Linked DNA regions of Homo sapiens: region 2 is linked to region 1. Evidence: chromatin loops called from intact Hi-C (ENCODE). Cell type or tissue: psoas muscle. All regions are shown on one strand. Each heading gives the region's core, and the rest is flanking DNA. Links, peaks and the distances in the headings are about the cores only.

The links. A loop is a pair of places that touch in the nucleus more often than their neighbours do. Peaks named below come from ENCODE experiments on the same cell type or tissue, not always from the same donor. Only the 100,000 strongest peaks of a DNase experiment are listed, where the experiment ranks them.
Region 2: it touches region 1 in a loop (2.6-fold over the local background); 1 of 110 quality-filtered maps calls a loop at or near these places.

The regions. Positions count from the first base shown.
Region 1 is chr15:57,851,220-57,854,139 of GRCh38, forward strand. No RefSeq gene overlaps it. Among named protein-coding and RNA genes, the nearest start is that of POLR2M, 150 kb to the left of the region's middle. In psoas muscle, for the core only: no CTCF peak of the experiment used is centred there; no DNase peak of the experiment used is centred there.
Region 2 is chr15:57,795,573-57,798,492 of GRCh38, forward strand. No RefSeq gene overlaps it. Among named protein-coding and RNA genes, the nearest start is that of POLR2M, 90 kb to the left of the region's middle. In psoas muscle, for the core only: no CTCF peak of the experiment used is centred there; a DNase peak (open chromatin) is centred at 1,719.

The DNA.
Region 1 (2,920 bases), core at 167-2,666:
TGGCTTTGAGGAGAAGAAGTTTCAAAATATTTCATCCGTAAGTTTCAACAAGGGCAATATGCCTGATACAGGTTTTAAAAACACTTCTTACAACAAATTCTGACTCCAACGATACTGTACATGTCTCAGTACCTTGGTCTCTCTCAAGCCTGTTATTATTTTCCATTATATGCTTTCTCTTGTGTTCAAGGACAATCAGGTGGCGCTGATCTCTTCATCCACAAGGGCATGGCTGCAAGCTCTTGCTGGGCCACCAGCCCTTTCCACAGAGGTGGACTTTTGGTGGTAGGATTGCTAAGTGCTCTAGCAGACAGACACTCTAGGCTTGAAAAGGGCCTGCCAATGCCAAGGAATGAAGAACATCTGTCACCGAGCAATTGGCTCCCTCCTGATGTGTACAGAAGCCAATACCATGGCACCATCTTTTGAGAAAAGCAGCAGCTTTATTGCAAGGTCTACCAGCAAGGAGATATGGGGCAACACTCAAATCTGTCTCATCAAGCTGGTGTCTAGAGGCAGGTTTTAAAGACAAAGAGTAGCAATGAGGAAGACAGGAAAATGCAAGGAGACACAGTCTGATTGGGCTACACAGAGAGACAGTGCCAGGTCCTTGACCCTTAAGTTCATAGTGCAACAGAACAGGGCACCCCTCACTTCTTAATTTGGTCCACACTCCTTGGTCTGGGTACTTAGGTTCCATATGCAGTTGACTTTTTTGTTCCAGTCAGCTCTGGGGGCACTAATCAGGTACACTTTGTTCATCTGTACATGCTCAGGTTACAAGACTCGCAATCACTTACTATGACTGCAGTCAGAGATCAACTGAGGTTATAAATCTAGAAAGATATGACATTGCAAGTTCAAGGTAGTCACGGCAGATCTGGTGGGACTTTGAAGTCCTCAGGGCTGGCAATGTTGGATGAAACATCTTATCTTGGTATAAAACAATGAATCCCAGCAAAGGGCAACTTGTCCCTAGAGGACGCTGGACGTTGTCCAGAGATATTTTTGATTGTCAATACTGGGCTATGGATGGGGATGCTACTAGCATACAGTGGGTAGGTAGTGGCTAAGGATGCTGTTAAACATCCTACAAATCACAGTATAGCCCCCCACAACAAAAAATATCTAGCTCAAATATCGATAATGCCAAGACTGAGAAATCCTAGTGTAAAATAACTGTTGATCAAAAGAAAAAGGAGGGATATCATTATATGTGCGGATACCCCAACCATGGCATTAAGTTCTAAAAGATGTCCTATATGAAGGAGCTGATATTCAGACAGTAAGAAGGAAACTGGCATCTGGAGGGGTAATGAGTCTTTCAGGAATTTCTTCTTCCCCTCGGTGAGAATGCATCTTGAACTGTCAACATGTGCTCCTGTAACAGATGTCTGTTATTTTTGCCTGTCCAACATCCATCCCTTTTCCACCTGCGGATAGCACCTTGATTTCTTTCGAGGGGTTATTCTACTCTTAGCCATAGAGTGAACATGAAGACTAAGCTGGGCTCCTCCAAGTCTTTTCCAGAAGAAATGACATAAAGATGGCAATTGGCTAAGCCAATTTATTCCTGAAGAAACAGTCCTTGTGTTGCAGTACCTAAATACCCAGAAACGGTACTGCAAATATCTCTTCAAAGCCTGGTAGCTCAGTTTTATTTTTTTCTGTTATCTTTCCAATAAATTTCTGCTATGGACCAAATGCTTGGGTCCCCCCAAATTCATATTGAAGTCCTATTTTCTAATGTGATGTATTAGGGGGTGGTGCCTTTGGGAGGTGATTAGGTCATGAGGATGGAGCCCTCATGAATGGGATTAACGCCCTTCTAAGAAGAGACACAAGAGAGATGATTTCCTTCTCCACCATGTGAGGACACAGCAAGAAGGTGGCTATCTACAAATGAGGAAGAGAGCTCTTACCAGACACCAGGTCTGCTAGCACCTTGATCTTGAACTTCCCAGCCTCCAGAACTATGAGAAATAAATGTTTGTTGTTTAAGTCACCTAATAATTTGTTACAGCAGTTGGAGATGACTAGGATAATTTTTTGTTATTTGTTTCAACTAGTGAGAATTGTCTTCAAACAAAGAGCCAAAATGCTTCTAGCTCATTGTTCTGGGTGCTGGGTGATATTGTGGATATGAACATCAGACTTGTCAGCCACTTCATAAGTGTTTATGTTCTAGAGATTGATAAAGGAAATAACTAAACTCCCAGCCCAGCCTGCACCTCTGATGCTGAGTTGTTTAGTGTACAGGAAGAATGGTAATAACTTTATGTAAGTTCCCAGTAGCCTTGAAGCATCTGGTCCCATGAACAGGTAGATTTGCTAAAAATGCTAAATAAAGAGGTCATTGGCTCAGAAAAACATTCTGAGCCAAAAGCAGTGACAAAGCACTGAAGGAACTGAGAAAGTACAACCTAGAACATCCCAGATCTCTTCCTACTTGCATTCCGGGAAACCATTTTAATTACTCATGTGGAACAATATGACTGTTGATTGAGGAAGATAATACCGTGTGATGTTTAGAGACACTTCATAGAGGATCCCCCCAAAATTGAATAAAAATATGAAATTTATTTTTTTACTCCATTGTGTTTTTATTTTTTAACTTCTAAAAGAATACTTATTTGTGTTAAAAAAAAAAAAAAAAAAAGATTCCTTCTTTCCTTCATGTCCCTTCTTATTCTCTAGAAGAATAACCACAGTGGAATTTGGTCTATAATATACCATATAGAATTCCAGACATCTCCTCCTTCCTAACCGAACCTAGACAGTTTTTTGTTTCTCTTGTGAATCATAAAATTAGGATTACATTAAACATATTTTTTGGCACTTTTCTCATAATCTATTTTTGACATCCTTTTATGTCAGTACATATACATCTTATTTCATTACTTTTTGATTTCTACCTATA
Region 2 (2,920 bases), core at 226-2,725, 56 kb before region 1:
GCTTCAGCAGTGCTGAATCTGAGTTCCAAAGCAGCTTTTGTATCTATGTGACTCTGAGCAAATTCCTCATCTGTAAATCGGGAATAATAATAATACATACCTCATAGGATTGCTGTATTTAATCAGATAATATCTATAAGGTGCTCATCAAGCACGAGACACAGTAATAGCTATTAGCTATTTTCCTTTATCCATCAGAGGTTTCTAAAGATGGAGTCAGATGGCAGAGGAACACTTGGAAAGACTAAGTGCAGAGTGAACTTAAGCATTAGATTGGTAAGCTGAGCAATTCAATACACCAATAGGCCAATGTGTGTGTCTTCTGGAAGTTCTAGGACCCTCATAGACCATCTTTAGGTTTTCTTAGTTTGCATTTCATAGTGCCCAGCAGAGTAGTAAGATGCTCTTAGTAAATGACTTCTTTAGTGTGTAGTACTAATGAGAGGTAACTGACCGGTGGAGAAAGCCATATCCCCTTCCAATATCAGTTTCTTAGTCCTATTTCTTTAGCACCTGATGACACTACCAAGACACATGTCAGGAAGGTGGTCTGCACAGCTATCCCAGGAGCTGCTCTGATGTGAAGGGAGTTCTCCACTGTTTCTAGGGTACACGATACTCTCACCTAGCAGAACCAAGATCCTGACTCTAAAGGGATTGTGCAGATGTTAACTTTCCTAATTCTTCTGGTAAGTTCTGGTCTCTGTGGCTCTTCCTGTCCAAGCTGTGCTTGAGCTATGCATGAACTGAGCAGGGGCCTCTATCCACCTCATCAGCCCCCAGACATCTGGGATGCCTTGAGGGAGCCAATTAATGAAAAGCATATCTCAAATGCAAATATGTCCATTCAGTAGTTCTGCTTTATAAGAAGCAGAGTAGGTTTTTTTTTTTTTTTTTGGTAAAATTCTTTTTTTGTCCTCTCTTCACTGACATACTTTATTGTTTTTAGAGGGTAGCATGTTTAAAGGAAGTTACATCACTTAAAGTATTTTATTGCAAGTAACAGAAAAGTTTAATGTAATACTGGCTGAAACAATTTAGAAATTTACCATGTCATATAACAAGAAGGTCAGAAGTAGAATGGTCTCCAGGGCTAATTCAGCTGCTCAGTGACATCATTGAGGATCCCAGTTCTCTGGGCCTCTTAGCTCCACCATGCTCTGTGTATCAGCTTTTGCCCTCACCCTGGTACCCTCATCCAGACGAGACAATGTTCAGAGGAAGAAAAAGATAATATATTTCATGTGTCTATATTTTTGGACCTAAGAACCTGGCAGTCTTCCCCTCACATTTTATTGGTCAGGATTCTGTCCCTTGCCCATCCCTAGCAAGGGGAATGGGATGACCATCATTGGCCGAAACACTTGGGGTAGAATGGGTGTTGGGTTGAGAGGCCATGACCCCTGTGGTAATCACAGACACTATTTGAAGCTTGCAGTTTAAGGTTGGTGCCTACTCCAGCACCACGAATGCAATAGGCTTTTAGCAGATAGTTGACCATGATGGCATAAAAGATGTAGGTTTTACCATTCAAACCTGTTTAATTCTACTGCTGTGTTGAGGCGCCCTAATGCCTTAGGCTAGTCTAGACAAACTGTAAGGCCTCCACATGGTCTCTAAACTTGTGATGCCTATCTGTGCTGTAGCACAAAAGCAGGAACTTGAGAGTGGCCAAAAGCCCCACTCTGTGGTTTGGCAGGCCCACTGAGGGCTCCTGTCCACATCCCTCCCTGAAGGCAGGAGAGACTATTAGTGCAGAGCTGGCTTCCTCGATCCAGCACATGTAGAGAGGGAGGAATTCCCAAGGTACGTTGCTCTGAGCTGGCCTTTCTGGTTTCTGTGGCTTCACTTGCCCACTGATTAACTGTGAGTATCACATGAGGCCTAGACAATATCACCATGGTCATTTGAATAATAAAATCAAGTTATTTCATCATTTCACTTTTCCTTTGAGGGGGGAAAACATTTGGAACACAAGGCCCATCAAGACCTTTCCTGTTTCTGATGTCTCTATCACAGACTTGGCTGCAAAGGTTAAATGTTTTGGATTACAAAATGTACATTATATGGGGGTCTTCCTATAAATCAACAAGGCAGGTATGTTAAACACAGAAAAATATCTACAGCTGTTCTCTTACTCATCCTGCTTGTTATTTAACTCAGTCTGGGCCCTAAGGAACATTTTTAGTTGTACTGTCAACAGTTTCAAAACAAAGAAGAAACTGCGACTGGCAAATGAGGAACCCAGCTGGCCCTCTGTTTAGGCTCCCACTGCATATACTTTAATCCTGACACCTGCAAGCTATTTAATCAGGATTTACAATTGAACATGAAGGATGAGGGGTCCGCAGGGCTGTGTTCTTAGTGTTTGGATTGCAAATGATGGAGAAAAACTTTGTTATCGGATGTTGTAGTTATTTGAAGTTGGGTGCCCTCTAACCCACAGGGAACCCAGCATCATTTATCACTCCCCAGAAAAAAACTCAGCTCAGGCGGACGCTGCCCCTCACAGCATAACATTCTATTTTTGCTTTTCCTGTATTCTAGAGTAAACAAACTTGAAACTTATGAACAATGAGAAAAATAACTTCCAGAGAGCATATGGCAGGAGAGAAGAGTTCGAAGTGAAATAATGAAAGCACAATATTCACTTAGACACAGAGCAAAATGTAGACGAGGGCATTTGCCTACAATCTGGCCAAGGTGTGCCATGTTCAGAAGGTTCTCTACTTAAAAACATACCAACTTTCACGGAAAAGAACAAAGTCTTGAGCCAGGGCAAAAGTATGGGAATTTTGCCTAACACAACAGATGGAATTTATAGTTGCTTGTAAATGAACAAATTACCCAAATGTATTTTAGAAAATGCACTAATTTTGGACTTGTGAAAATTGCCTTAGGAAAAGCTCTGAAAGTTTAG